Regions from separate parts of the Mus musculus genome. Here regions 2 and 3 are each linked to region 1. The links are chromatin loops, found by intact Hi-C in ENCODE. Cell type or tissue: heart. All regions are shown on one strand. Links, peaks and the distances in the headings refer to the core of each region. The heading gives the core; the rest is flanking DNA.

Region 1 (11,177 bases), core at 1,797-9,796:
TCACCGTGTGCCTCTGACTGCCGTGCGGCAGTTGGCACTCGGCATGTTCTCGGCGATGATGAGTTTGCTTTCTTTAGTATAGTGAGCTGTGCGATGAGCACCCTGCCTTGTGGATCAGTGAGGTGTTTCAGATTATTTCCTAAGCTAAACCTGAAGGCAGCGATGAATCAGGAGATGTGCACTCAGGGACGTGGAAATAGTGCTTATGAGTTACAGTCTGAATTGGAAAAGGAGGTGTTCCTATTCTGGAATGTTTTGCACCACAAAATCTCATCTGGGAGTCTTTTGTGTTTTCTCAGCAGAGATGTCATTCTGGTCTCTGGTAGAGGGTGCGTGTAAGAGCCCTGGGGTTCTTGTGGGGGCCCATGGGTGCTGATTCAGAGTCATTCTTTAGCAGTGAGTGAACAGGGGGCGGAAGCTTCTGGAGACTACCTCTGGACAGCATCATGGCGACTCAGTGCATCCTCAGGCTATAGGGACCATGGAGCATGGGTTATCTGCAGCTGGGGAGTCTATATCCACTTCCTACTCTGTGATATGAGGTCCACAGATAGCCATGAAACACATACACGGTTACAGTGCTGTCTTCTGAGGTCAGCTGATCACCACGACTACAATGGCTATGGTGTGGAAGGAACACAAGTCATCGCCCGCCCTGTGCTTTACAGGTGCGGACGCACCCTGTCTGGGGGAGTGTATAGTCACAAGTGAGGGACCACTCGACACAGAATGTGGGGTGTAAGGTGGAGAAACAGAGGTTGGTAAAGCACTCGCTGTGCAAGGGTGAGCTCACCCTGAGCTCAGACCTCTGGACCCAGGTGAAAAGCGGGGTGTGGTGGTGACATCTGTGACCCCACAGCTGGGCACAGGCACAGATAGTGATACTTGAAGCTAATTGGCTAGCCAGACTGCCAAATGATGAATTCTTCAGTCCGTAAGGGACTCTATCTTCAAACAATAAAGATGAGTTACAGTCTGTATTGAAAAAGGAAGCTTTCCTATCCTGGAACATTCTGAAGGTGGCTGAGGGATGACACCTGACCTCTGTATGCATTCAAATGCTTGAACACCTATACACACATGTGCATACATCCATAGGTACAAACACATACACACACGAAACAGACACACACAGAGAGAAAGAGAGAGAGCGAGAGAGAGAGAGAGAGAGAGAGAGGCAGAGGCAGAGGCAGAGGCAGAGGCAGAGGCAGAGGCAGAGGCAGAGGCAGAGGCAGAGGCAGAGGCAGAGGCAGAGGCAGAGGCAGAGGCAGAGGCAGAGGCAGAGGCAGGACAGAGAGTGAGGCTCCTCCGAGAGACAGTACATCAACACAAATATAGAAAACAACCAAGAATCCACCACCAGCAAAGATTCCAGCCTTTAGCTCAATTCAGACAACACTATGACCTCATCTGGTGAGGAAAAGAAAGACAAGGGCCTCTGTGGGAAAACAAAAATTAGATCAAAAGGCAGTATTTGTTTGGAAGTATTTGCACTGTATTTCTTTAGGTACCAGGGTTTTTGTTTTTGTTTTTTGTTTTTTGTTTCTTTTTCCTTTTCTAGAACTTCATAGCTTGAAAGCTACATCTTCTCATATGCCTGTGTCTGGGTAAATACAGCACAGAGATTGTCCTAGTCAAAAACCTCAATAAGCAAACACTTAAAACTCGGTGCATGAGCTTAACAGTAGTTTAGATGTGACTGGAAAAAGAATTAGTAACCAGAAAAGAAGTCATAAGGAATGTCCTGAATGAATATGAATATGAGCTGTACAGAGGAGGAGCTTGGGAAGGCAGCCTGTGGGATGAACCGTGTCCCTTCCACATGAGGGAATCTGTGTGGAAACCTGCCTTGTCTGCTCAGCACCATTGTACTGGCTAGCTTATGGATAAGTATGCACTTTTCGTAGTTCTGCAGGCTGAAGTCCAAGGTCAAGGTGCTAAAAGAACTGATGTCTCAGAGGGGAGGGAAGGCTGTGGGGTGATTGGGGAGCTAGCCTGAGAGTTCTTCCCAAGAACTGCTATTTTCAGAAGTTCTCTGTGACTCACTTCTCCCAGGGCACATGGAGCCCGTCTGGTCAATGACTTAGTGAGGGGATGGGGATGCCTGACTCCTGCTAAGGCCCCAGTAGAGGTTCTGTGGCTTCCTCACCTTGTCCATCCTGGCACCTCTCATGATGGGGTGAGGTCAGCTGTCATGAGTTCATTGTGTGGACTCAAACATTCTCCTCAGAGCACAGCTTGCCTGCGGTAGCCACGATGCATTCTTGAGCTGCCCATTCTACCTGCCCACCCAGCCAAAGTGGGATCCTGGGATTTTCTTTGTGGTTAATAGGCATTGTTACTACTCACTTGTATCTCTGTTCTTTGAATTATTTATTCACACCCTGTCTCGGGTTTTCATGTTTTATGGATTTGTGGGAGATTTAAAAATAGACAGCTCCAACAGCATAAGCACCATTTCTGAGACTTTTGCCTGTCTTAACTCTGATTTTTAATTTTGATCCTTGTTGGCACACTGCTTTACAATTATTCACAAGAAGTCGGGTTTATTTTTCTTTTTAACTTTCTAAAACTCTTTAAAACCACCACCACCACCACCACCACCACCACCCCAAACCAGTTCTGTTTTCTCCCTGGGGTGACTCTTAACCTTAGAAGAATCATTTGAGGAAACCTAACAGGAGCCAAGGAGATGCTAACCAGGAGGCTTCTACAAGCATGTTGTGCCCAACACTGGCATTGATGGTGGGAAATACCCTTCGTGAATTCAGATCCTTGATTGTCCTGAGGCAATCAATGCTTCTTGCGTCTCTCCCACTTCTTTCTTCTCTGTGTCACTTTCCCACCTCCCTCTTGAACATAAACCTCATTGAATCTCCTCTAGCACTTGCCGCAAACCACCTAGTAGAAGTTGTACATGCCCCAGGTCAGCCCTTCTGTGCTAAGACCATTGTACACCAGCTGTGCCAGTGGTCTGAACTAGATGGCTCCAAGGCCCTGGAGCACCTTGGATGTTTCATCCCACCTGAGGAATTCCCTAGGCCCCTGTTTCTGCTGCATATTGCACAGGCCGTGCAGGCAGTGAAGGTCAGGGGGCATCTAGGGTAATCCCCATGACTTTAGTAGACAGCACCCATAGTGCTGGGCTGCAGTAAGTATGGGTTCAAGGGACAATTCTTGACAGGCCAAGAACATCTAGTGACACACATAATACACCACGGTATTGTCTGAAAGAGCCAGGGAACCACCCCACATAGAGGTGAGAATTATCCCGAAATATGGCTGGTACGCTTGGGAAAGACTGTACTCTGCAAGTACTTTCTGATTGTGGATGCAGACAGGTGTTCTCTCTGTTGAGTAGAGAGCTGACATCCAAACCTAGAGTTGAGTTTTTAAAAATTCTCTCTCTCTCTCTCTTTCTCTCTCTCATATGTATATGAGTGTTTTGCCTGCGTGTGTGTGTGTGTGTGTGTGTGTGTGTATACCATGTGCATGCTTGTTGCGCATGGCATACATAGATGAAGAGGGATTCCCTGGAATTGGAGTTACAGATGGTTGTGAGCCTCCATGTAGGTTCTTAGAACTGAACCCAGATCCTCTTCAAGAGCAGCAGTGCTCTTAAACACTGAGCCACCTCTCCAGCCCCTTATCACACTCTATTAATATGTATCTACTGCTAGTGATGATTTCCTGCCAGCAGCCTGTATGCTACCTCTTACGACTATAAAGGCAAGTTAGTAGGGAGGAAGTCCTAGACTGATTTTAACAAGTCTTTCAGCCAAAGATTGTAGTTAAATCTTCAGCAATGAGGGCTTGTAGTCTAATTCTTGAATGTGACCAACAGCAGTGGCCATAGTTTTATGGTTTGTGGAGCCTAGAGGGTCTCACTAGCCAACATGTCATCCGAAGATAGCCTACCTCAGACACTGGGATTTTTATCCAAAAGTGCTATGGTTCTATGAGTGTCCTTTCCTTTTCACACAGCCTGTTTTAGTTTAAATGTGTTGACGTCTGTAGTCACTATTCTTCTAACGCAGGTGCTTTTGGGACTCTCAAGGGTTAGTATTGTATAAAGAGATCTTATAGGATGAGCATCAGGTGTGTCAGTCAGCCTTGCATTGCTTAGGTGCTATGCACCTATCTACCCACGATAGTCTCTTGCTTTGACCAATTTCAGGCAGGGCTTCCTGGGTCCATAAACTTGGCAGCTGACCCAATGAGACTACTTTCTCTAGAACTCTGAATCTGAGGCCAGGACGGATGTTACACCTTTTGAGGGGGAGGGAGGATCTTCCTGCCCTCCTATGACAATGATTCAATGTGACCAGGTTCGGTGTTTGTTCTCCTTTTCTTCTTTCTATAGGTTTACCTCCAACCACCCCCTACCTTGCCAAAAGGACGCTGGATCAGGGTTTTCTGAGAATTTCATTTTTAACGGTTACTTTTCTGAGACTCTTTCCCTTGGTAAGGTCACCCTCACGGGCACATGAGCTGTCACTCACCTATAACCCAGGTCATAATGAAGCAGGGGCTCTAGGTGAGCAGTGAGGTTTACGTGGGTGATGGAGGGCTGGGAAAGCCGCACTGTCAGGTAGATGGAGTTCTATATTGTTTTCTTTGCTGAAATCAGGGCTCTGCCAGACATTGAGGCTGCTGCTCCTAATGCTAGAGGACATTGTCCTCCGAATTGCCCAGTAAATTCTTCTCAACTCCATAGGAGTGGCCCTCCATGTCTTTTCCATAGGCCTGGGTCCCATACATTCCAAGGACGGTCCCACTATGCTTAAAGGAACAACCTGGCAGGCCAGGTTCTCCTCAATGGTACGCAAGACCTGGAACCTAATAGGATTTTTGAAGAAACAAGGACAGTGGCCTAGTAGAAAGGTCAGGTGGGCATATAGATTTGCTCAGTGGCAAGAGTAGAGAACTGACAACTCTCCCTGATGCAGCAGGTGACAGGTAGGGGATGAGGTTCTTTCCCACAGTCCCTGCACCCAAGATAGCACCACCTTCAGTGCATGGTGAATGGAGGTATCCCTCCCTCGGATACCCCCCAGCCTAGAGGTGCTTCCTTCTCAGACACCATGCGGCTGTGAGTCACAGCAGCCTTAAATTAGACCTGGAGTGGGGATTCTGACGCAGTGGGTGCAGTGGGCCTGCTGGGGAAATTTGCTTGCTCATGTTCAGAACATAGAAATACCTCAGGAATAAGGGGCAAGCTATCTGGCTATCCCAGGCAGAGGATCCAGAGTTGCGATTAAATGCCTTCCTTTAAAGTCTCTAAGAAGAGCCTCTGGGGAGATCTCCAAATCTCCAAACCTCCAAACATGCTCATCCCTCACAGACTACGAGACAAAGATCAGCTTCCTTCTGGAGTCCTACTTGCCCCTTTGATGGTCAGGGAATATTGATTTTGTTAAAATTGAATATATATATATACACACAAATATATAAACACACATACATATATCCACATACATATGCATATATCTTGTAAAAATCAGTTAATCCATATTCTCCCTTTCAAGAGCACCATGAGGTACTGTGTTTGTGTTTCCTGATGATGTTGCTGTTCAGCGGTTTTCTTTTTGGCCTCACAGAGGTATTACAGTGCCTTTTGGTACTGTTCCAAATACATATGGAACATCGTGCCCCTGTGTTTATGTGGTGTTACGAATCAAGTTTGGGGGTTAAACGAGTGGTTTACTGACCCTCTCTCTTTTATCTCCCAATTCTTCTTTGTTGGGCTTAGTGTGTGCTAATGTGAAGGCAGCATGAAATCTTTAGAGAATGAATAAAGCTCTCAAATTAACATTCATGCGTCGTCGGGGAAAACCTTGCTCACACTGCCACCGTGTGGCCATGAGGTCAAGATGCAACGCAAGCAGGGGCCACTTTCCAGGGCACTTCCTAACCTGAGCTCGCCCACTCCTTCCTTGAGGTTCTGAGAATGTGGCTCTCTGGAGCTTGCTTTCATGGTTAGTTGCAAAGAGCATGGCCCTCACGTGCAAACCCTAAACCCTGTCCTCTGGCCTGTAGCCACCCTGATATATTGTTTCCGGACAGTCGTGCCAATTAAGACCTCCAGTAAGGGTGGCTAGCATGTGTGAGAAGGAAGGAATCTTGAAGTATGTGAAAAAATCCTCGGAAGCTAAAGAAATCATAAGAAATGTCCTGCAAGAAGAACCCTTTGAATTGGCAACTAGCCGTTGGACAAACCCAACCATAAGGAAAGAAGATCGGCTTTTCTCAAGGTGAGAAAGGGAATGTGTCCGTCAATAAAGCTATAAGGTGGGATCCACCTTCCCAGGTTGGAGCTCACACCCTCCTTGAGGTCCTGGGAGCGTGGCTCTCTGGAGTTTGTTTTCATGGTTAGTTGCAAAGAGCGTGGCTCTCACATGCAAACTTTAACAACCTATCCTCTGGCCTGTGTATTCATCCTCAAGTTTGGATAAGTATTTTTCGCCAGGATTCATATAAAAAAAAAGTCTTTGAGGTAGATGGATTATATTTCCCAGCCTCTGTGCATGCTAGCCTGAGTGGCCCAAGGAATATTCAAACCCTTCCTTGCTATCCCGAGACACTGTGAGGTCCAGTACTCAGTACTCAAGCCGCAGCGTGCCCCAGGAAATAACAACTGCCGAGCTAGTACCAAAGTCCACAGTGACCAGGAAGATCTTCACTGGGATTTTCCTGTGGTCTTTACCACGGCCCCAGTGTACTGAATGCCAGAAGAGTTTTGTTCTCCTTGGAGCTCAGCAGCAACTCAGGCTCTTCACTTCAACTGAGTGCCTGGACCACACCCAGAGGAACAGAACTGGGGGTTCTGAGGCATGGCTGACACCCTGACTGAAGCAAAATAACGAAAAAAAAAATCAGAATAAGGAGCTGAAGTTTGATTACAAAGACAAAACGTTTAATACATCACAGGACAGTGCAGCTCACGTTAGTGGCATCCAGGATAAAGACAGAGGGGTACGCACCCCCTCTATATGCAAAGGTCTTCCAGAACTATGAAGACACTAGACACAAGGTGGATTTAACCCATTTAAAAACAGTCATGATATCAGTAAATATTTCAGACACAAGGCTGGAGAGATGGCTCTGTGGCTAAGAGCATAGACTGCTCTTCCAAAGGTCCTGAGTTCAATTCCAAGCAACCACGTGGTGGCTCTCAACCATCGGTAATGGAAATCCGATGTCCTCTTCCGGTGTGTCTGAAGACAGCGACAGTGCACTCACATATATAAAATAAACAAATCTTTTAAAAAATTTCAGTCACTGCTATGGACAGCACAGATTTATATAATTTTTCTGTAGAGAAATTCGCGTGTGTGCATCTGCTTTAGTTTGCTTATATTGCTGTGATAAAACACCATAATCAGCCGGGCGTGGTGGCGCACATCTTTAATCTCAGCACTTGGGAGGCAGAGGCAGGTGGATTTCTGAGTTTGAGGCCAGCCTGGTCTACAGAGTGAGTTCCAGGACAGCCAGAGCTATACAGAGAAACCCTGTCTCGAAAAACCAAAAAAAAAAAAAAAAAAAAAAAAAAAAAAAAAAAAAAAAAAAAAACAAACCAAAACCAAAATAACATAACACTCTTTTCCTGATCAGCACAGGTACTTCCTCCCAGATGATCCTAACTGTGTCAAGCTGACAACCACCACCACCACCACCACCACCACCACCACCACCACCACCACCACTACCACAGTATACCTGGGAATAACCGAAGGGGCTAATGGAAGCCAAGCCTGGTGCAGCTTGTGATCCTGAGCATTCAAAAATATTTTATTATTATTTTAAGTTTATGGATCTATGTATGTGGGTGACCACAGGAGACAGAAGAGGGTGCCAGGCCCCCTGCAGCTGATGTTATAGGAAGTTGTGAGATATCCCATGTAGGATACTGAATTTGGGTCCTCTGGAGGAGCAGAGAATGTTCATTTCTATAGCCCCAGTGGTTGGACTTTTTAAAGTTCTAGAAACTACAAAGAAGAGTTTAATGGAAGCCATGTGTGGCCACAAAGACTTCAAGCCCTACTGTGCTCTCTATAAGGGTCTGCTGCACAACAGCCTACAGGGAAGAGCAAGTTTGTCAGCATCAGCAGTGTCCCTGGACAGTCTTTGGGCAGCACTTTCTACATTAGTTAAAATAAAAGCAAGAATAAATGTCTGTCTCTGGGACATCAGGTAGTTTAGCAGACTGGCAAATTCAAGTTCTGTAATTACAGATACTGTCAGAATACAGTATTTCAGAGGAAGTTAAAAAAGGCTGTGAAGTCCCTATTGCCAGGCCAGAAAGTCAGCTCACACACAGCTTTATTCTCATTTTATTTAGAGGTTAAAAAATCATCTTAAGGTATGAATTATGTGGCATTTCCCACCAGTACCTGAAGAACCTCTATTTGGCCTCTGATGCTCCATAGTAAATAAACTCTGTCACCGCATGGAAAGCACTGGGAAAATTCCGGAATGAAGGGAGAAGGGTGGTTCTATGGGACTTTGCCTTAGTAGAGACCTGAAGGGTGCCAGAGGCTAGGGAGGTGGTAAAGTTTGTCTGTGTGGCAGGTAGCTCACACCAGGGCAGTGGGAGCAGGTTGGTAAAGAGCCTGAGTATACAGGACTGCTCAGGTGAAAGGAATGAAGAGAGGATTGGTTGGGTGAGCCCACTCCTGACTGGGAGTTCCTGCTCAGAGCCTGTTCCCTTTCTGGTCCTTGAGATCCCCTCCCCGCCCCCCAGGGCTCTAGATTCTATTTGGCCCAACGCTATCTCTTGGGGGCCAGATGACTTTCTTCTAAGACCTTTAAATTAAATTAGGCTGCTTTATTTTCCTGTCCTAGCCATAAAATTAATAAATTAACTCTGCGGGAGTCTATGGACTCTGTAAAAGTGGATAGAATAAAATAAAAATCCTACCACCAGTAAATACAGGTGGGCATGTCATACTGGGACTAGAACACACACACACAGAGACACACAGAAAGAAAGAGAGGGAGAGAGAGAGAGAGGGAGAGAGAGAGAGGGAGAGGGAGAAGGAGAGAGAGAGGAGAGAGAGAGAGGAGAGAGAGAGAGGAAGAGAGAGGGAGAGAGAGGGAGAGAGAGGGAAAGAGAGGGAGAAAGAGGGAGAGAGAGAGGAGAGAGAGAGGAGAGAGAGGGAGAAAGAGAGAGAGGGAGAGAAAGAGGGAGAGAGAGAGAGGAGTGTGCACTGCTGTTCTTTTTTTCTAAATTAACCTATTAATCAAGTGAATTTGCTTTTGTTTACTTTCCTTAAGAAGATTTGGGGGGTGGCAGAGAGCATTAGGCAAAGGCACAGTGTCTCGCCTATTCTCTCTCATGGACATCTCACATGTACAGGTGTAATTTGGGGGTATCAAGTCTTAGAAAATGCCCAATATCAAGTGAGATATTTGAACATGACCCTGGATCAATATAAATGTAGATCTAAATATTGATCCAATATGCCTTAAAAATATCAAAGATCAAATTCAGACACATGTCTTAAAAATTCCACTCAATTAGTCATACCAGGTTGCAGCAGAGCCTCATGGTCAACCTGGGCTCTGCTCAACTCCCCCTGCCACTGACTTTCTACCTAGCTTCTATTCTTTGTGCCTTAGACCCAGGAGAAACTGGAGCGTGTGTTCCCCTAGCTGTAGCACGGGGAAGAAGAGAAGCCAGATGCGAGGATGTTACCTTTTATGTGTGCTTATGCACACTGCAAAGATCTGGAGACCTACTGATGCTCGTGGGTCATTAACCTGGACATCTCACGTGGGAAGGAAAAGTATTTTTTTCATACTGCTCTGAAAACGCTGCAGGGCTGTAACGTAGCTATAATGCTTGTTTATTGTGTAAAAAACACAAGGAAAGCTTTTCTTTGCAGTACTGGAGAGCTTTCCTTCCTCTCCCAGCCTCTCTTTGTTTGGTGACAGATATGCACCTGGTATTTAAAAATCTTCCTACTTAGCAACAATAACCTGTGTATTTGTTTGTGGATGTGTGAAAGAAAATGTGTGTGTTCATCTCCACTCACATATGGTGTGTTATAGTGTGAGTGTGCTTTTGTGCCGTGTGTTCATGTTATGTGTGTGTGTTAGTGGAAGGTATATAGTACACAGTTCCTGTACTTTCTTGTGTCCCAGGCAGAGTACACTTTACTGCTGTTTTCTTTCTATTTTGTTCCTTTTCCAAGGTGACCTGTTCTTCCTCTACCAGCCTTCTTGTGAGCAGGATTCTGGAAAGAGGATAATATAGGGTGGAATGTCCGCAGATTTAGTTCAGGGTGAGTGAAAACTGAACACTGTCTTTAGTCGAGCCCCATTCAGGAACAGGCCTGCTTAAGTCCGAGATACAGGTAGGCATAGTGCTGGTGACCAGACTATCTGCCCTCAGCCTTCATGTGCAGCATAGACAAACATTGCCCTGGAGTCCCAACTGTATTTTCCTAGATAGCTTCAGCCAAACAATGCTAATAGTGTTTCCCGGTGCTTGTCTTATCTCATGGGGCTCCACAGCCCTAGAGAAGGTGGAAGGTACCCTCCAAAAAGGGGGCAGAGGCAATGTCACACTGAACATGCATCTGATAGAACGCACCAAAGTTATTAGTGTGTGTGTGTGTGTGTGTGTGTGTGTGTGTGTATATATCAGTGGATAACTCAGAATTTTTAGTAAAGAAATTTCTTTGTGGTCTAAAGGTATGCAGTGACATCATTCATGAAAGAGGGCAGAGGCTGTTCCTAGACCATCCAGTGCTGGTGAGTGGAAGGCTGGGATAGGATCCACCATGATACAGAGCTGTCAATTATGCTGAATCATAGCTTCAGGGATTGGCGCTCTTGTTCATTGTAGAGACCGCAGGATGTTGTTACAGCCTCCTCATATTCCCTCCTCCTTTTAGGTGGGAAGAATCAACTCAGGATGGAGGTCCAGGTTCCTCTGGGGTTTTCTGAGGTCCCTGACTAAGGACAGGAACTTTGTATAAAGCACCATTTCCCAGTAGAGGACTTGTCTCAACACACATCTCAACACAGAGGATAGAACGCAGAAGAGACAAAGAGGGAAGAGGGAGAGAAAAGAAGCAGTAGTGAGCCTGCTTCTTCTTTCTCTGCTGGACCTTCATGGCCAGGCACAAGCACTAACCTCAAGTACAACTTATTTGGAAGGTGCCCACAGG
Region 2 (11,177 bases), core at 1,668-9,667, 200 kb before region 1:
ATACCCTGGCAATCAAAGATTCTCTAATCAGAAAGATAAAACTCCAGCTGGGTGTGGTAGCTCATATCTTAAATCTCAGCACTTGGGAGGCATGGGCAAGCAACTCTCAGCGAGTTCAAGGTCAGTCATATCTACAAACAAGTCACTGGCCAGTTAGGACTGCTTAGTAAAATCTTTTTTTTTTCTTTTTTTCAAGACAGGTTTCTCTGTGTAGCCCTGGCTGTCCTGGAACTCACTTTGTAGACCAGGCTGGCCTTGAATTCAGAAATTCGCCTGCCTCTGCCTCCCAAGTGCCGGGATTAAAAGCGTGTGCCACCACTGCCTGGCGCTAAAATCTTGTCTCAAACAAATAAACATAAAATGAATAAAAATCTGTAACTAGTACGTACACTTAACAGCATTGCATGTAAATACCACCAGAGTAAGAAGAAATAAGCCCAGCCGACTAGCGAGAAACCAAAGTAGCCCTCTTCTTATTTCATGACCAGAAGGGACGTGGACTTTTCCTGTATATATTTGACATAGTGGACACAAAAAAAAATCTCAGGATTCAGAAATACAGTGAACATTTAGAAAAACTGCCTGTGCAGAGGTACAAGTTTGCAGCACCTTTGAATAACTGGTATTATGCAGACTTCTACACAGAATTGAGGATCAATTTCCAAGGAAAATTCAAAATATTTCACACATTTGGAATATATCGATGTCTCCAAAACAAAAATCAAAAAAAATCACTGATATCAAAATGGCCACGTACAGAAGCACTCGGTGTAGCTAAGGCAGTATCCAGAAGGAAACGTGTAGCCAAATACCTATGATGTATAATGTTGGGGGGGGGGTGGTGGTGGTGGTGAGCCAGAATGAACCTGAAGAGACAGGAATAAAATTCCAAGGAAAACTCTAACAGAGAGCATGCTTAAGTTTTTACAGACAAACTGAAGGTCAAAGGGGTTCTTGGAGCAGAAAAGAGACATGTTCCAACAAGTCTGGAAAGGCAATCATAAAACTGGATGTAAACTGCAAGGACAGGCAAAGTCCAGTCTAAGCAGGAAGGAGCCTGTGTCCAGAATAAGGAGAGCTGCTACCTGAGGAGACAGGATGCTGAGGGGCTGCAGTATCTCCTTTCCTCTAGGGCTATCTCCGTAACCCTGGGCAACTGATACTGACAGCTGTGGGTAAGGGAGACAGAGAGACTTGAAGGAATGAGATGTCAGCACTCAGCAGGTGGGAAGACTTGCATTGGCCACACAGGCTCTGTGCTGCAGCTGGAGAGTCAGGAATGTTCTGTTTGTTTTAGGATAAGGTTTGTTTTAGGATAAGGTTTCGGAGTGTAGCCATTGTTGCCTTAGAATTCACTCTGTAGACTAGGCTAGCCCCAAACTCTAGAGATCCGCCTGCCTCTGCCACCTGAGTGCTTGGATTAAAGGTGTACCCTATCACCCCCAGGGCAGGTATGTTTTTTGCTTGTTTGTTTTCGAGACAGGGTTTCTCTATTTAGCAGACCCCTGGCTGGCCTGGACTTGGTAGGCCAGGTGTCCTTGAACTCAGTGATCCACCTGCCTCTGCTTCCGAGTGCTGGGAGGGTTAGGTGTCTGCCACAATACTCTGCCAGACATGTACTTTTAAAAGCTTACTTCGGAGCTTCCCAAGTACATGGTGGGTAAACATAGCTCTACCATCTTTTCCCCATAAGTTGTTAATATCCTAAGAATTTTGGGGAAGGGAGAGCAGGATAGGGCGTTTGGCCCCTTCCATACATGCACAGGGTGTAACCGGAGGGTTGGCTGAAAGGGAAGGGGTCAGGTAGTGACTACAGAGGGCCAACCTCAACATTAAACCCAGAAAACCAGGCAAGGAGGGCACAGGAGTCCAGGCTCTGCAGCCTTCCAAGTAACACAATCCTCTTTTATGCACCAGGCTCCACTCCCCAGTCCCTTCTCATAGCTAAGATGGGGCAGCGATCTTCACTGTAGGAAACAGTTTTTTTTTTTTCATTTATCTTTCCTTCGTTCACCCTACCCTTTGTAGATCGAGCAGCTGCAAGACCATAGCTTAAGCACGGATCTGCACACTGGGAGGACCATAGCTTAAGCATGGATCTGCACACTGGGAGGACCAGAAGAACCTTTGAAACTCATGCACCACAAGGATAGTGGGTTCCTATGTTGGTCTGTCATTGTTATCAGTGAGGTACCGTTCTACAGGGGGATTATAGATAACCTGGAGTAGTGAGACAGGCTGACTCCTTAATAGGCTTCAAATTGGCAGTCCAGGAGACCAGGCCTAAAAACTGAGCAAGTTCAGGCAAGTAAGTTACTAGAAAAAACAAAAAAACAAACACCCCAGACTTTAGACAGCTAGTCAGAAACTATCCTGCCATTAGAAGCTACTCAGCTACCTAGCCTGAAGCAAGGACAATGGGGCAGCAAGTTTCCAGACCTCCCCATTAACAGTTTCCAACCTCCAACCCCATGCCCCAGTAATGGAATGCCCCTAGAGATGGAGTAAGATAAAGGCCCCCGATCCCCTTAAAATCTATACTTGGTTGTCTCTCCATCTTGGAATGAGAGCAACCCCCCCCCCCCACCTGCATGCTTGATTTCTGCAGAATGAAATGCTCCTTGCTTTGGCATACTATTTGAGTCCGGGGTTATCATTCTTTGGCGAACCACGGGCCCTTACATTAGCTCTCACTAGCGCTTCCAGACTCTCTCTGGTGCACTGTGCCAGAACTCCTATCCACCATGCTCCCCGTCTGCTTATCTGTTCACCACAATGTCCCCAGCCCTGAGAACCTGCCCAGGGCTTGGACAAGAATCTTAGTTTGTGCAAGGCGAGCTGGAGGGAGCTTGGAGTCAGAGACCATAAGATGGAACTCATCCAACCACGGACTGCATAAAGCCACCACACCACTGGGGACCTGGGTTACTGCCACCCATTGTCTCCCTTTTCTGGGCCCCTAATGCATTCAGCTGGAGACCAGCCATGCTCACCCGGGCTGCTGCGGAGCCAGTGGCAATCCTCTACTTTCATCTTCCACATCAGTTCCTGCAGTGATAGCTTGCCGTATTTCCCCAACGAGATGAACTTCTTTAAGTTCTTAAAGAAGCGGCGCTCATTGTGCCTGGTACCCCAGAGACTAGCAGACACCACCTTGCAGAGACAGGCCCGAAGAAAACCATATACCTGCCAGGGACTGCTGTGCAGGCGGAGCAAATCCATGAGGTGCGGTGGGCTGGTGTTCAAGGCATCTGTCACCTGTTGGTTTGCTGTTCGAAACCTGCAATGTGACCTGAGGAGTCTGACATATTGGCACTCTGCATGGTTCACCAGCAGCTGTTGGAACAGGGGCCGCATCTGCCAGTATCGACGCGATAGACGGTGTGTCCTGCAGAGTGGTCCTGATGTCCTAGGCCTTGAGCCCAGAAAGATGATCTCCACCAGTCTCCTGGCCCCAGTCAAGTTAGGCTGGAGGTTGCTGAGTAGGAATGAGGGGTTTAGACGCTCTTGGCCATCTCCCCTGGAGTAAAGGAAATGTCTGGTCTCAATAAATGGCCTGAGCTGAAAGGCATTTTGGCGGGGTGGTGACAGCAGAGATGTGGAGCTGGGCTTGTGTTTACAGCACACCGACCCAGAGAGACTCAGGTCAGACACCTTTCCTTTAGAAGACAAATCTTTCTCTGCAGTAGGCACCTCGGGGGACCGAGCAGGACTTGGCACCCATGATTTGCCTGATGGGGTTGGTAGCACCTGCCTGTGGGGTCCCTCCTCCACTCTCGGGACAGGATAGCATCTGGCCTTCTTAGCTGAAGGCACACTTGTACTGGTGAGACTCAGATGCCTCTTTGTACCTCGAGATGGCAAGGCCAGGGGTTTCGGTGCTTCCTGGCGACTACTGCTCTTGATCTGTTGTAAGAACCTAAGGTTAGTGAAATTCCTGCCCACGGGTCGGGTGGGCCTGTAACTAGCGGACACAGAGGGCCAGATATCCGTGGTGGCACAAATTTGGTACAGGGGAGACCCACACACCTGGTAGGCACAGCTGGGGGGCACCAGAAGATAAAGAGCACAGTGTGCCAGCAGGTAGACCAGCAGGTCGTCGCCCACTCGGCTCAACAGTAGCATCCATGCACCACTGACACGCAGGGTCTCAATAACAGTGTTGGGCAAGTAGCTACGCACGCTACTAGTGAAGGCCATGGGAGGCCCGCCTCTGGCCTCGTTAAGCAGCTCAAAGCCAAAAGCCAGCACGTTTCTCTCGTTGCGCTCGCAGAGTCTCTGCACAACCCTGGCCACCAGCTCTTTCAGGGATGACACCTGGTAAGGAGAAGAGGGTCTTGACACATGAGCTAGACGCACTATCCCACGTCCTCCCGGCTTTCCGCCCCTGACCCATGGGGATCCCGCCTGGAGGCCCACCTGGTGGAAGGAAAGGTCGGCAGGTGGAGGCTGTGAGCCCCAGTGCATGCACACTAGGCATTGGGCAACCAAAGTGCGGTAGATCTTCGGGTCCCCGGGTTGCACAAGCCGCCTGCCCTCGGGCCCCAGGCGCCGCACAAAGGTTGCCAGCGGCCACACCTCCCGGTATCGGCTGCGCAGCAGAGAGCGCACCGCGGGGCAACGAGGAGCGCGGGTCATTGTGCTCAAGGCCGGGATGGGCCTCCCACGTGCGGGAACCAAGATGCAAGGGTGTGCTTAGAAAACAGCCAGGACCCAGGCCACTGAGAGTCCACGACGAAAAAGATGAGGCTGGGAACGGAGGAAGGGGCGGGATTCAGGCGGACCAAGCGTTGTAGCGGAAGGGGCGGGGTCGCAGCAATAGTACTTTTCCGTTGATGGTCACAATGCTGGTGCATGAGGACCAGGTGTGTTCCCCGGCCAAGTTCAGTGGTTGCTGGATGTGTTGGAGTAACGAAAGGGGGCGCACTCATGCAGGATTTCCCTCTACAGAATGCTTCTCGGGCTTCCTTTTCGCCCTGAGCTGGGAATCCCCAGGTGGTCTAGACTGGGGCGAGGTTTGGGCAAGCAAAGAAGCCTATCCTTGATGTATTGAAGGTTAGGTAGGCGGAGGGACCTAAGGTTTTGCCTGTTCCTGAGCTGACTGCTCCAGCCTGCTGTGGTTGACACAGACAGTGAGGTGGGTGGTGGCAATCTCAGTTCTTAATGATTACAGCTGAAATTCTACTATATAGGTTAAGGCTTTATTGTGGTGCGACCATACACTCAGATCCCAAATATGTTCCGTAAACACCCACCACCAAAGGAAGGGGACTAGGTAAAAGCCCTGCGTTAGCTTTTTTCACTGTTCCAGTGGCCTTCACCTCAGAGTCCAGAGCATCATCTCAACTCACGCACCCATAGCAAGGCCAGGGCCATTGGGTGAGGGCGCTTGCCTGTGCACACAGCCAAAGCGGCGACCTCGACCTTAGGATGGCAGCTCTGCTAGGTTGGCAACTGTGATAGTACTTGCACGTGTGAGGCGGGGGTAGGATAGGGGTGGGGGTTGTTGTTGGGGCATATGTAATGACACGACTCTGAGCCATAGTTAGAGAGGGGCTGCTGAATTTTGAATCTCTGGGAAATAGGGAATCTGTGATCTCTACTGTAGCTGAGTTTGGCAAACACTGAAATGCTAACAAATATAACCTTTGGTGCCTTCAGCTTTCTGAGGAAATTGCTTCTATCCACCGACCTAGCATTTGAACAGGCGCGTTTTCATATTTACTCCCTTATAGGAGGTCTGCCGCCTTGTAAATGCTCAGGATTACAGGAGCTATTTTAGAAGTCCGTTTAGTGGACATCAGTCTTTTTGAGGGGTTTGTTTGAGATTTGCTTAGTTCTGCTACTTAGGAGATATGGGCCTGAACTGAGAAATTTATGCCAACAATGAAGCTACCTTAGTGTAGTTCCCCAAAGAAACCAGCATAGAAAACAGTCTCAAAAATAAGAATATCGCGGGGCATGGTGGTGCACACTTGTAAGCTACCTTAGTGTAGTTCCCCAAAGAAACCAGCATAGAAAACAGTCTCAAAAATAAGAATATCGCGGGGCATGGTGGTGCACACTTGTAAGCTACTCTTGGGAAGTAGAGGCAGGATGAGAAGGCATTCAAAACCAGGCCAGCTACATGCTGAAATTTAGGTCCACTTGGGCAAAATGAGACCCTGCCTCAAAAAAACAAAGAAGAGGAGGGAGGGGGTAGCACTTGCTGACTACACAACCCTGGGTTCAAGCATCAGAATCAAATAACAACAGAGTAGAAGAAACTGAAGTGGAAAACGAGTGGAAGTTGTCTACCAGCAACGATGAAGCCAGGAAAAGGGAGCCTTTGTGTAACAGGCCTGCTTTAGAAAGCTGTTCTTAGAGACATGAGGCCAGGGAGAGGCCTTTTTGGGGAGGGGCTGCACCCTAGGAGCTATCCCAGAGACAGACAGTGGTAGAGGTTATAAACCCTGCAGGGAAGGAGGTAGAAGAGAGGACCTCAAGTATCCCTACCCATATAGGAAGCAGGAAATCCTCGGGGACCTGTCATGCTCCAGCCTTCTACCCCAACATGCTGGCAGCAACCGACTCCCACTGGATTCTCCCCCATTCAGAACCAGGGCAAGGCTCTGGATGGGGCTGCTGCTCTGCTGTAGCTTGCCATGTTTGGAGATCACTGGAACCGGTTTACGTCTTAGTGGTCAAGATGGAAACAATCATTCTCATTTACATAGTTTGTCACTGACACAACAGTCTCATACCCACGACTTCATCAACATCGAACAGCTCAGGAAGTATGTGAGTGAATGCCACCATGCACTTTTATAGATCCCAAGGCTGGTGACTCCCTGACTTCCCAAACAGCACCTAAGGAATGTGTACTAGTTCTGGGCTTAGAAGTCCCTGGCACTTGCCAACTTGGCCTCTCCTTAGATAGGTTACCTTGTCCTGTTCTCTCAGTACCCCTCCCTCACAACTGCCACCTTAATCCATGCTGATACCACTCCCATCTCTGTTTGCTTCATCTTGCACATTAAACCATCTATGAAAACCAATAAAAAGTACTTAGGGCACAAAAATCTCTTTGAATGTCATTATTTAATCCTCATGGCTTGGCAAACAGAGCTCAGTTCCTTTTTTACATCTTTGGATTTTTGAGCCCTTGGAAGTTATTTGATGAGATATAAAAAAACAGTAAGATAAAATCATCCACTTGGGGCTTGGAAAGGTTGTATTTGCTTATGGAATTAAGTTTCTTAATTATTCCTTTTGTAAGCACAGGGATGGCCAGCCTATGCGGTCCTTTCTCGGAAAGATGGGGTGTCTGTGAAACCCTTCAGAAGAGATGTTTCTTCCAAGTTGGGCAAATCATCAGATCCAATATGAGTAGCAAGGGAAGGAAGAGAGGTGTAAGATGAAGCCACTGGCTTCTGACTTGAGAAGACTGTTCAGCTTTTCAGTTCTTAAAGGTGACTGATCCCCTCCTTAAAGCGGCAACTCTGCCCCTGCTCAAGAGCAGAGGAAGGCCTACCTAAGCCACTGTGAGGAGATGGCCTTGAGTCCTTCTGCATGATCTGGTTACTACCACCTCTTCTATACTTGACTCGTTTCCTATGCTATTTTCTACTTGACCCATCTACCCCTCCTTCATTTTACATCTGTCTTGTCTTGTGTTTGTTTTTGCCTGTTTGCTTTTTTTTTTTTTTTTTTGAAACAAAGTCTCATGCAGCCCAAACAGGCTTTAATCTTACATATAGATGAGGCTAGCCTTGAATTCCTGATCCCGGTTTTCAAAGGCTGGGATTATAGTTATGTGACTTGGGGTTGAGTACTTATTGTTCTACGATGGCTTAATGGAAACACATGTGTTTGGTTTACAACTTTTAGGGTTTATAGTATTGTCTTAGTCAGGGTTTCTATTCCTGCACAAACATCATGACCAAGAAGCAAAATGGGGAGGAAAGGGTTTATTCAGCTTTCATTTCCACATTGCTGTTCATCACTGAAAGAAGTTAGAACTGGAACTCAAGCAGGTCAGGGAGCAGGAGCTGATGCAGAAGCCATGGAGGGATGTTCTTTACTGGCTTGCTTCTCCTGGCTTGCTCAGCCTGCTCTCTTATAGAACCAAGACTACCAGCCCAGAGATGGTCCCACCCACAAGGGGCCTTCCCCCCTTGATCACTAATTGAGAAAATGCCCTATAGCTGGATCTCATGGAGGAATTTCCTCAACTGAAGCTCTTTTCTCTGTGATAACTCCAGCTGTGTCAAGCTGACACAAAACTAACCAGTACAAGTATGTATCTTTTAAACTATCCCAGTGTACCTTTGATTTGTACTGCATGAGCTTAGTCATATTCGATTTGAGCTTCATTTGCAAAATGCTAAAAGATGCTTTGGTCATCACTGGACCACATATGTGATAGTTGTCTTATGGGACAACACTGCCTAGTGATATTGCAGCCAACTTAGTTTGTAGAGCATACTGTTTACAACAAGGACACACTCTCAGAACCTGTCTCTGCCATTGTGACTCATGATTCTATGAGAATCTAGCAATTGGGATGTTATTGGTGCCTTCTCTGCTAGTGTAGACATAATCTCCAAATGTTATGAACCTCAAAGCATTATTTAGCTTGATGTGGTTGACAATTAAAATGATTTAAGCAACATGAAAGTACATTTTGTAATGTCCCCATATGAGCATTCCCTACTTCTCTGAATTCCTATCAGTGTGTCCCCCTTAGCCACTCCTGCTACTGTTTTGTGTTGAACTTTGTGAAACCCTTTTTGGATCTGAACTGGGTAGCAAATTCTAAGTTAGCAGAATGCACTCATTGCAGTGGTTTAGGTCTTCTCAAGTTGTTCCTACAAGACAGACTCAGCTTCGTCTTCTCTGTGCTTTATGTGTCATGCATCGTTCTAGGCTATTTTAAGATTTTTCTCTGTGGCTGCACCTCAGCAGTTTGATGAGTCCCGTGATGACCTGGAGTTGTGTTTTATTTTCCCTCAGAGTTCTCTGGATTTCCACGTCTTCCATTTTCATGTCTGAGGTTTGCCCAGACATTATTTGTTCAGTACCGTCTCTACATTTTCTCTTCTTCAGAGCATCAACTCAGCTCTAACTGGTTTGCTGGAAGCTTGGCTCCACTGGCTGCTGTTTGGTTTCTGTTTTTCAGATGAGCATCTATGTTTCATAGGCTAGCCTAGAACTCCTGAGCCCAAGTGATCCTGCCTCAACTCCCTGAGTGTCAGTAAGACAGGTGTGTGCCGTATCCAACAATAATAGCACTACAAACAAACGCTTATGTGAAAAACAGAAAAGTAAGACCAGCATTTCAGGGACCATCCAAATCAAGGTTGGCACAAAAATGTGGTCAGTCACAGTGAAGTCTGAACTAGATCTCTTTACCATGTCCTTATTCTATGAAAATGTCAACACATTGCTTTTAGAAAAGTTGTACTACAGAGCTGGGCACTCATTAGCAGTCTGTTGTTGCTCCTCAGTCCATGAATGAAAGATATGTGGACAAACTCCTCATCTCACCACAGTCCAAATGGGAACTTTTGAATCTGGCTTCAAGGGTCAGTTTGGCTTGTGCATGCCTATGGGGGTGGGGTGGGGTGAGACAATATCACAAGATTCTTATCAAAGGGAGTAGAAGAACAAGAGGAAAGGATGAGGTTGGGCCAATGGGCTATATGCCATGAAATAGAAGTTACAGCTTGAGAAACTGAAAAGGTAAGAATGTTTCCTAGAGCCCCCATGCCCAGACCTGTCCCTCCTCAGAGTTAATCTATGGAGACCATCTTACACTAGTTCTAAGCCATGGAATGTAAGCTGACTTTATGTAGTACCCCAGGGTCCTTCCATGGTTGTGTCTCTAAGAGGTTACCATGCTGAAGCAGCTGCTGAAGTCAGGATTGTCTCTCATTGTTGCTTTGGGAAGGAGAATGTTCTAATGTTGGTATGTAGAGACCTTTATTTCCTCAGTGCTTAGAACTGGATATGCTATCACAGGCACAGGTATGGGCAGATGCACCCCTCCACACCCTGGCTACCCATCCTTACACACCCTAAGCAAGTCCCACTGCTTTTGACTTGTGCTGTCTGGTAAGGACCCCCAATTCAGCTTCAAGCCTACCTCCTACCCTAGGATCCAGGTGCAATGAACCTCTGACTGCCATGTGCCTTGAACAACTGTATTGGGGTACCTTTAAAGATCCTCAGGGATGTCCACAGTATACATATCTGAGACTGCGTGTCTGCATTAGCGTTTTAATTGGAAATACTAAAGGATTATCTGAAAGCAACGTTTGCCTTTTGAATCACGGGGTCAGGTTGATACCCAGGCTTGGATTTCAGTTTACTACCCTAGAATCTTATGTCATCCAGGACGGCACAGTAAGGTGTCCCACTTGGAGCATCTTTCCAGGTGACCAACTCTCAGAGAAGAGCCTGGCACCAGGAGGAAGAGGAAAGCTATAGAGGAGCAAAAGAAACCATTTTCAACTACACACAAACTTCAGGGATGCCAAGGCTCATGTTGCCAGAGCATACTTCAACTGTTCCCAACACATTCCTCTTGCCTTTGGAAGCACTTCTTTGCATCCTACTCCTCTCCACAGCATTTCTCCTAAAATATGACCAGCCTGAATGCTGGCAACTATGACCAGCCATTAAATGACAACATGAGCTTGTAGGACATTTGTGGCTCCATAGCTGGGAAATACACTGGGCATCTGCTCCTTTCGTTTTTTAGAAAAAAAAAAAAAAAAAAAAAAAAAGATTTATTTTATGTATGAGCACACTGTAGCTGTCTTCAGATACACCAGAAGAGGGCGCTGGATCTCATGACAGAAGCCCGTGGTTGGGAGCCACCATGTGGTTGTTGGAATTGAACTCAGGACCTTTGGGAGAACACTGAGTGCTCTTAACCGCTGAGCCATCTCTCCAGCCCCCATTTGCTTCTTTCAATGTAGAAACAAACCTATCTTTTGCATTGATCCTTGAGAAAGGTTTAACGTATGATATCCGCAATATTTTCTATATTTTATATTATTAGAGGTTAAGAAAAATATTACAGCCAAAGAAATTTATTTTAAAATAGAAACATACATACATTAGGCTTTAAACAATCAAATTTTAAACAAAAGGGAAAAAGAGCCATTTGATCCCAGAGTCCGTACAGAACG
Region 3 (8,000 bases), core at 1-8,000, 51 kb before region 1:
ATGGACACATTCATATATGCACTAAAGATGTACATATAGACACATGTACAAACATTCCAATTCATATAACATGGACACATTCATATTTATACACACACTAAACACAAATGCATATATATACATGCATACACATATACCAATATACATAATGTGGACACATTCATATTGAACACATATACATACACATAGATGTTCATCTACACAATTATAGACAGAAACCAACACATACAATATGGACAAATATTCAAACACATATATACAATACTCATGAACACACACACACACACACCAATATACATAATTCATACACACATGGAACACATACAGTGCCATATGAACATACTCACATACAATGACCACACTGCACAGTTAAACATGTATACATTAGTATACATCTAAGTCAGTATGTATAACATGGGCACACTGAACACACAGTTACTCATGTACACATACTAATACACACCATGGATATGCATTCTCACAAACACTGAACACATGAATACTATGTTAGTTAAGGTTTTATTGCTGTGAAGATATACCACAACCATGGCAACTCTTATAAAGGAAAACATTAAATGGGAGCTGGCTTACAGTCTCAGAGGTTTAGTTCATTATTGTCATAGCAAGAAGCATGGCAGCATGCAGGCAGACACGGTGCTGGGGAAGGAGCTAAGAGTTCTACATCTTGATCCACGGGCTACACTAGGCCTAACTTAAGCATATAAGAGACCTCAAAGCCTGCCTTAACAGTGACATCCTACTCCAATAGGCCACACTTCCTCATAGTGCCACTCCCTATGGGTCACACATTCATACACATGAGTCAATGGGGGCCATTCCTTTTCAAACTACCACAGATCCATAAATACACTTTACTCTCTCCACGGTCCCTGGTAAATACCTCTAAACCAGCTTTTATACATGAAGCTGGTCACTGCTGAACACTGAGAGCTACAACACCCTTCCTATGAAGACTGTTTGTCAGGCAGTCTCCTATAGATACAGGGGCAGGATCAAGGAAGACAAGCAATAGACAATAGGGCACTGGAGTGGTATTTGGGGGCAGTTAGAAAGCCTCAGACAAAAAAGTGATGGATAGCAAAAGGAAACCAGGAGGACCAGTTCCTGAAGGTCAGCAGGACAAAGACCAACAGTAGTCAGATAATTCTTAATAGCCTGGCCCTGAGCCAACAGGATGGCTCAGTAGGTAAAGATGGCCACGCTTAACAATCTGAGTTCAATCCCCAGGGCTTACATTGTGAAATGAGAGAACTTACTCCTTCAAGTTGTCCTCTGACCTCCGAATGATACATGTCACTATCTCACACACACTCACACACTCACACACACACACACACACACACACACACACACACACACTATAATACATTCTGGCTCCTTAGAAAAATCAACCAGGGGTCACAGTCACACACTCTCATGAGCAGTCCTTCCTGGGAGGCTGCTAAAAGACTCTCATGTTTGTCTGGGGAATCAAATGTAGGCCAATCCAGGTTGATAGCCAAGGTCCCATTCTATCCCTGCCCTAGGCTGGCACCACAATGACCCAGAGCCACTGGCAGAGGGTGTCCCTGCACTCTGGAGGTGATCATTCTCTCTGCCCTGCTGTCTAGTCTTTGGGCAAGGCTCCTTCCACATATTCACTCTCAGTAGTTCCACAGCCTTGGCCACCCCCACCCCTCAGACTTGAGGGTCTCTCTCTGCCTACCAAGGATGTGCCAGGTCTACTAAGGGCCTACCACTCTACCTCCCTGACAGGGCTACTTCTGGTACCCCTGAAAAAGAGCCTGGAAGGTTCCAGGACAAGTGCTTTCTGCTACATGGTTCCATGCAGAAGGTGATGCCTTGTATACTCAGTGGGAATGTGGGTAAGTTCTGTCCTCTGGGGAGCTGCGCTCCTCCATCGATCCGGGAGACAGTCTGCGGCTGCCAACTTTAATGTTGCTGGTGGCAGCAGAGCTGGATGCCACCCTAGGGGCACCACTGGGGGACAGGTGAGTCTAGGTTCTCTGTGGGACAGCTGAGGGTGGAGCTTCAAGTTACACAAGGCACCAAGGGAAGAGCCGAGGTAACAAGCGTAGGGACATAGAAACAAACAGGGATGGCTCCCTAGCTGCCTGGATGACTTCAGCATTTGGGGCAAACACAGCTCAAGGGTCACAGAGATGTCCAACTGGAGGAGTCCCAGACAGGTGCAACAGTCTGGAGGACACAGAGAGACTGGGCAGGGTGTTAACAACACAGTCAGCAACTTAGCTGGGACCACAGCAATGAGCAACATCCAAGTACACGAAGCCCAGGCCAGGGCATGCAGAACTATCAAATAAACCAGCAGAGATCAAACCATCACACTTGCGCAGTCACCATAGCACACAGGTAACAGAGACCTGCTACCAGCCCCCAAGGGGTTGGACCAGAAGGTCCAAATGTTATTTCCTCATCCAGAAATTCAGGGTAGGAGCTGGATTTGCTCAGGGATTGGTGGGATGGTATGCAAAATGAAGGGCTGCTGGGGTACAACACACAAACCCTCACCCACCCTAGAGGGAAACACACAAAGGACTGCCCTAAATCCTCACCTACCCTAAAGGAAATGAGAAACACGGGTGGCCTGAGAGTGGAACAAGGCAGCAGTTGGTCAGAGCCCAAGGCAGGGGTTCAAAGAGCAACAGGAAAACCACTTGGGGACATAGCAGGCACCAGGCCCTGGAACCACTACTCTTCTCAGGACACACACATCTCTGACATGCTAGCTCATAACACAAGGACAGTACTACTACAGTGGCATCACCCTGGACTTCCTTTACCAGTGATCAGCAGGGTAACTAAGTCACCAACAAGGTGGCTGAGTCTGTACTCCTCCTAGGGTCCCCTCCCTCCCCAGGGCACAGCTGTCCTGCCCCACAGGTCCTATGTGGGGGACAAACAGCCACAGTTGTCTCTCTCTTAGCAGCTCATTTTGATTGCTCCTACAAAAGAAATTCAGAATGCAGCCCAAGATGGGCCTCTGGCTCTTGGGTTTGGGACTACTATGGTGGCCGAGAAGGGGTGGAAAGATGGCTGCAAACGTCATATGTTCCTGGTCTAGATGACCCCAGCACAAGAAGTAATGGGTGAGACATTCAGTGCCAAAGTGACAGCAGCCAGAAGTGGGAGTCTGGGCCAGAGCCCTGTTGGGAGCAAGGCTGAGTCCAGAAGGGAAGGCAGATCTGCTTCCTGTGCATTCCAAAAATCTATCCTGGTAGGCTGGTGGGCAACCTGCACATCTCCAGGCTCTGAGGATACAGCACTGGGCTTCCCAAATGGGTTACAGAAGACAGGTTAAAAACTCCAGGGATGTCTCCAGGGCACCTGGGGAAATCAGGCCTGGGGTCAATTGTGGGCCAACACCCCAAACTGGTAACTAATGAATAATGTCTGGAGCAGCATAAAAGCAAAACCTACCGACAAGAGCTACTGTCCAAACCAGAGAGGAAAGACACAGGTGGTTTATTTTAGCCTTTACCGTGAGGGTGCACGAAAGCTTCAAACAAACAAACAAACAAACAAAAAACCACTATAAATCACGCACATATTTCTCAGCTGGAACCCCAAGGCACACTGCTGAAGCCTACAGCCCACAGCCACCCAGAGCCCCAGGTGACTACAACTAGATCCACATGGCACGGAAGCAAATAAGCAGAGTAGCCAACAGGTGGCCCCTGCCCTAGGCAGTCCCAGCACTTTAATTAGGTCCAGAGTGACTGTTCCTGCTGAACAATGGCTCTGAGGCAGGGAGCTTTCAATAGTCACGTCCAGAACCAAACCTCAGGAAGTAGAAGAGGAGAACTCATCTTAAGCTGCTGCAGGCAGTTTCTCTTTACCAAAACCAGCCCTATCAAGCAAGATCCTCTGACCCTAGCCTCTTTACGAGAACAATCCCATACAGAGCACCTGCCTGCTGCTCAAGGATCCTATATACCCCAGAGCCCAAGATGAGGCTGGACACGGGACATCCCAAGGACACTTCAGCCGAGTTATTTACACTGAGTTCATTTGTCCATTTCTCACTGGCATGTTCCTGTCTTGATGGCCTTAGACCCCCGACTGTGTAGTGGGCTGAAGTTTCCTGATGCTCAGGCACAGCTAGAAGCGTCCACGTCTCCACCAGAACTTTCCTCAGAGGCTGTGCTCGTGGCTATTTATAAATACTTCTTAGTTCTCCCACTCAAATCTAAAATTAAATATAGCTTTTCTAAGATGGAGCTATTTTTTTCTTCTAAGCCCTCGGTCCCAACTCCCCAGGTCTATCCTGGGTCTACCCAAGGGCTATCCAATGAAGTCTCAGCCTATCACCCAATCCAGAACATTTCTGATGCGGACGATCGGAGCCTGTCTTTAGGGAAACACTCAAAAATACAAATCACCTTAGGAACCACACACGCAATTACAGGAGCGATTTCCTAGAGGGCTGGCCCTGCTACTCGCCTTGGCCGTCCCGTCCTCACGGTCACTTTGGTCTTACAGAACCACTAGCTTCAGTACACCAGGACAAAGTGTGGGACTCTCTTTCACCAACCGTTGTGGGTCTGCTGGGGAGATCCTAGAAACTGTTTTCGTCAGCTGGATCCTCCCAGTTCAGGCCTGTGTATAGTGCCTCACTGCTGGGACACACATGGCACTGTTGAGGGAAACATCTTTGGGGTGGTGCCAGAACGCCCTGGCATTTGCCTCAGATTCTGGGGACACTGGTGTGTGACCATGGAAGGCTGCAAGCTAAGTAAGGGAAGGCTGCACATGTGGATGATGTAAGAGGGTTGGTTTCCCTTGTCTGTGGTACGTTCCTGTTTTCCTGTGGCTAGCCACACATGGTTGACCTCTTTGCAAACTACAACACAGGTTGAGAACACACCTCTTCTTGGAGATACACTATGACCATGTCAAGCGTTGAGTCAGGTCCTAGAGATGGCTCTGGAAGCCCATAATTTAACAAACAAGGACCTGGGAAGTCACCCTCATTACAGGCTCAGGTCTCCTCTTGGCATTCTGGTTTTTTTTTTGGTTTTTCGAGACAGGGTTTCTCTGTATAGTCTTGGCTGTCCTGGAACTCACTTTGTAGACCAGGCTGGCCTCGAACTCAGAAATCCGCCTGCCTCTGCCTCCCAAGTGCTGGGATTAAAGGCATGCGCCACCACCGCCCGGCTCTTAGCATTTTGTATGCAGCACTACCGCCCGGCTAGTCATTCCCTGAGCACAGCTGTGCTCCTATGGGCAGGTGCTGGGACTCTGTGCCTGCTGAGCAACTGTTTATCCATCTAGTTCAGCAGGCTTCCACAGCACAGGTACTGGCATCATGTGGCTACGTCTCCTCTATGTGGGGCGTTGGGTAAGCTTCATCCTATGCAAGCCCCATAGAGCAGGGTAGGCTACATAGCTGTCTATCTCAGCACAACCCACCCCCAGCAGGGAGGGTCCAGGCCTGACCCTAATATCTGTGCAGTCAGAGGAAACACTACATAATCACACAGTGCAGCCTTTGGAGGGAAAGAAGCAAGGCACCAGACAGACAGACAGACACACACACACACAAAGGGAGAGTAATGGGAGGCCTGGAAACTCCCAAGAGCAGGCTCTATCAGAGACACTGCAGTGTCACAGACGACCCGAGTTCTTGAGTTCTAGATAAGCTCAGAAGAAACACCCTAAGCACACCCAGGTGTGGCCTTCTCACTTGGAAGATAAAGAAATGAGCGTACTAGAAGCAGTCATCCTACCTTAGGGTGAGGGTTGGGGGTGGAATAGGTCAGGGTGCATCCCAAGGGCAGATGAGTAAAATAGGCTAGGTGTTAAGAGACCGCTCTGGGCCTGCCTCAGAGAGACAAACTCTACTCTTTAGCCTCATTATGGAGGCCTCTGGGCTTTGAGAGCCCTGTAGACCTGTGTGCGCAAGGTCGAGAACTTGTCCAGCCCTTAGAAAGGCGGCGCTTCCATCAGCTCCGTGGCTTGTAGATACAGACTCCTAGGCATGCCTCCCTCTGGACAGACTGGACTGTCTTCTCCCTTCTGGGAGCCTGTGGACGGAACACTTACTTAACCAGCCTTTTACCCACATGCTGTCTGGGCAGCAGGCTTCCTAAAACAGCAGCACAGAACCCCATTGCTGGCAGACCCCTATACTAATTAATAAATGGGTGATGTGACTCTGAGAGGCCTCTGCAGTGACTGGTGGATTCCAGAAAATGGGCAGAAGGCAGAATCCCAAACAAAGAGGTGCAGTAAGGGTGAAGTTCTTAGGTGCAAGGGCCCAGGTGGGGCAGCATACATGGCTACTCAGGACAATGCTTATTCTCTGACTCAGGACCATCCTGGCAGGCATCTGGCCTTGGTCTGGCATCAGGGATCTCTCTGGGCTTTCCTCTCTTCTTCCTACAATTGTCAACACAAATCCTCTCCTTGTGTCTCTGTGTGTGACTGTGCGCGTGTGTGTATGGAGGTAGATGGGTGGTGGGTGGTGGCTCTGTCTCTCTGGTCCCCAAGTTCTGTTCTGACAGTCTTGTAGCCTAAGAGGTAAAATAGTGCAACAATATAAACTATAGCTGGGGTCCTGCCAGGGTGGCCTGCCACCCAAGGGCTCTGCCCAAGCAGAAAGGTCTGAAGACATACATTTGGGGGCTATGCACTGCCTTCTAAGAATAAGACGCAAAAAACAGAAACCGGTCCTAAATCCCTCTCCAGAGCCACAGGGACTCATTGGCAGTTGACCTACTTTAGGGAGCACTAGAGGAAGGACTCCCCATAATTACAGTCCTCCAAAAGGGAGCTTTCCAGGCACTCTGCTCAATACCACGTGTAGAGATAGCTCAAGCTACCAGGAACAGGTGGTGCTGAGACAGGAGTCCTGCCAACAGCTTCCCAGGGCCTGCGTGCCTGCAGGAGTCCCAGGCTTCCTAGGGGTGAACAGTTCAGTCTCAGGCGACTAAAGAGAGAACTGGAATTAAAGGGCTTGCTTTCTGCTGGCTCCCAGAGATCCTAACCCTAACCCTGTCCCTGCTTGCTGAGGACGGTGGCTCCCAGAAGAGGTACTTAAGTATCAGCTGTCAGAGAAGTGCCTGCTTCTTAACACCCTGTTCCTTCCTTGGGTCATTCCTGCAGGTGTCCGGGACATGGAGGTCCTGTCTAGGGATACCATTCAGGATGGGCCATTCTCTCCCCAACCCAAGCACCATTTTCACATTCTAACTCCACTATTGAGATGTAGGTGAACTCAGCAGCACCGTGTCATGGGGGTTGGAACCCATGAATATCAGACAACAGAGGAGGGGACCCTGGGAAAGCTTCAACAGTAGAGGTCTACCATGCAGTGGAAGAGACAGACCTGAGAGTTATGTAGGGATTCACTCTGGTGCCATCTTCCTTGAGGAGCCAAGACTCAGCTGGATCCAGGAGACAGATCCACCCTGATCTGTGGCCATCCCAAGACCCACTGAGTATGGCAATCACAAGCGTCATGCTCCTGAGCATTCTTTCCTTGGCAGGCAGGCTATTTGGAAACAGGGAGGCTCACACGCTCTACTGTTGGTAGGAGGGCCACCTAAACACCCTGTGTGGGTGGGAACCCCCTGCCCCAGGCACTCCCCTCCCCGTACTACCTGCAGACGCAGAGGGTTCCCCTAGTACATCTCATCTGTTTTAGCTGGCAGGGGAGGTTTATGGAGACTGTGTCCCAGAGACTGGTGATTCTGCTGAAGGACAGTGTCAACTTGATCCCATGCCTCTGGAGAGAAGGTTCCCACCTCACTGACCATAGGAGCTACACAGTCTTAGGGTGCTGGCCAGAAAAAGGAGGCCTGGGAGGCATAGAGGAGGATGAAGCCTGTTTGGGAGGTGGCTTAGCTTTCCACATTGCTGTTGATCACCAAAGGATGCAGGACTGGAACTCAAGCAGGTCAGGAAGCAGGAGCTGATGCAGAGGCCATGGAGGGATGTTATTTACTGGCTTGCTT

What was found. Peaks named below come from ENCODE experiments on the same cell type or tissue, not always from the same donor. Only the 100,000 strongest peaks of a DNase experiment are listed, where the experiment ranks them.
Region 2: a loop joins it to region 1, with 9 times the contacts of the local background. A loop is called at or near these places in 19 of 42 quality-filtered maps.
Region 3: it touches region 1 in a loop (3-fold over the local background); 11 of 42 quality-filtered maps call a loop at or near these places.

What each region holds. Positions count from the first base shown.
Region 1 is chr13:73,420,708-73,431,884 of GRCm38, reverse strand. No RefSeq gene overlaps it. Among named protein-coding and RNA genes, the nearest start is that of Lpcat1, 41 kb to the left of the region's middle. In heart, for the core only: a CTCF peak has its summit at 5,871 (motif pointing left); a DNase peak (open chromatin) is centred at 5,904; H3K27me3 peaks cover 1,175 bases.
Region 2 is chr13:73,620,491-73,631,667 of GRCm38, reverse strand. It overlaps Tert (telomerase reverse transcriptase), which reads right to left and starts at 4,757. Exons shown (of 16, transcript NM_009354.2): 1 at 4,420-4,757; 2 at 2,994-4,317. The coding sequence starts at 4,638. It overlaps Clptm1l (CLPTM1-like), which reads right to left. Exons shown (of 17, transcript NM_146047.2): 17 at 11,029-11,177. RefSeq lists enhancers at 4,818-4,838, 4,979-4,998 and a promoter at 4,668-9,124. In heart, for the core only: a CTCF peak has its summit at 4,914; no DNase peak of the experiment used is centred there; H3K4me3 peaks cover 1,372 bases; H3K27ac peaks cover 1,070 bases; H3K27me3 peaks cover 1,131 bases.
Region 3 is chr13:73,473,235-73,481,234 of GRCm38, reverse strand. All of the region lies in intron 1 of Lpcat1 (lysophosphatidylcholine acyltransferase 1), which reads right to left. Among named protein-coding and RNA genes, the nearest start is that of Lpcat1, 10 kb to the right of the region's middle. In heart, for the core only: a CTCF peak has its summit at 3,712; no DNase peak of the experiment used is centred there; H3K27ac peaks cover 5,262 bases.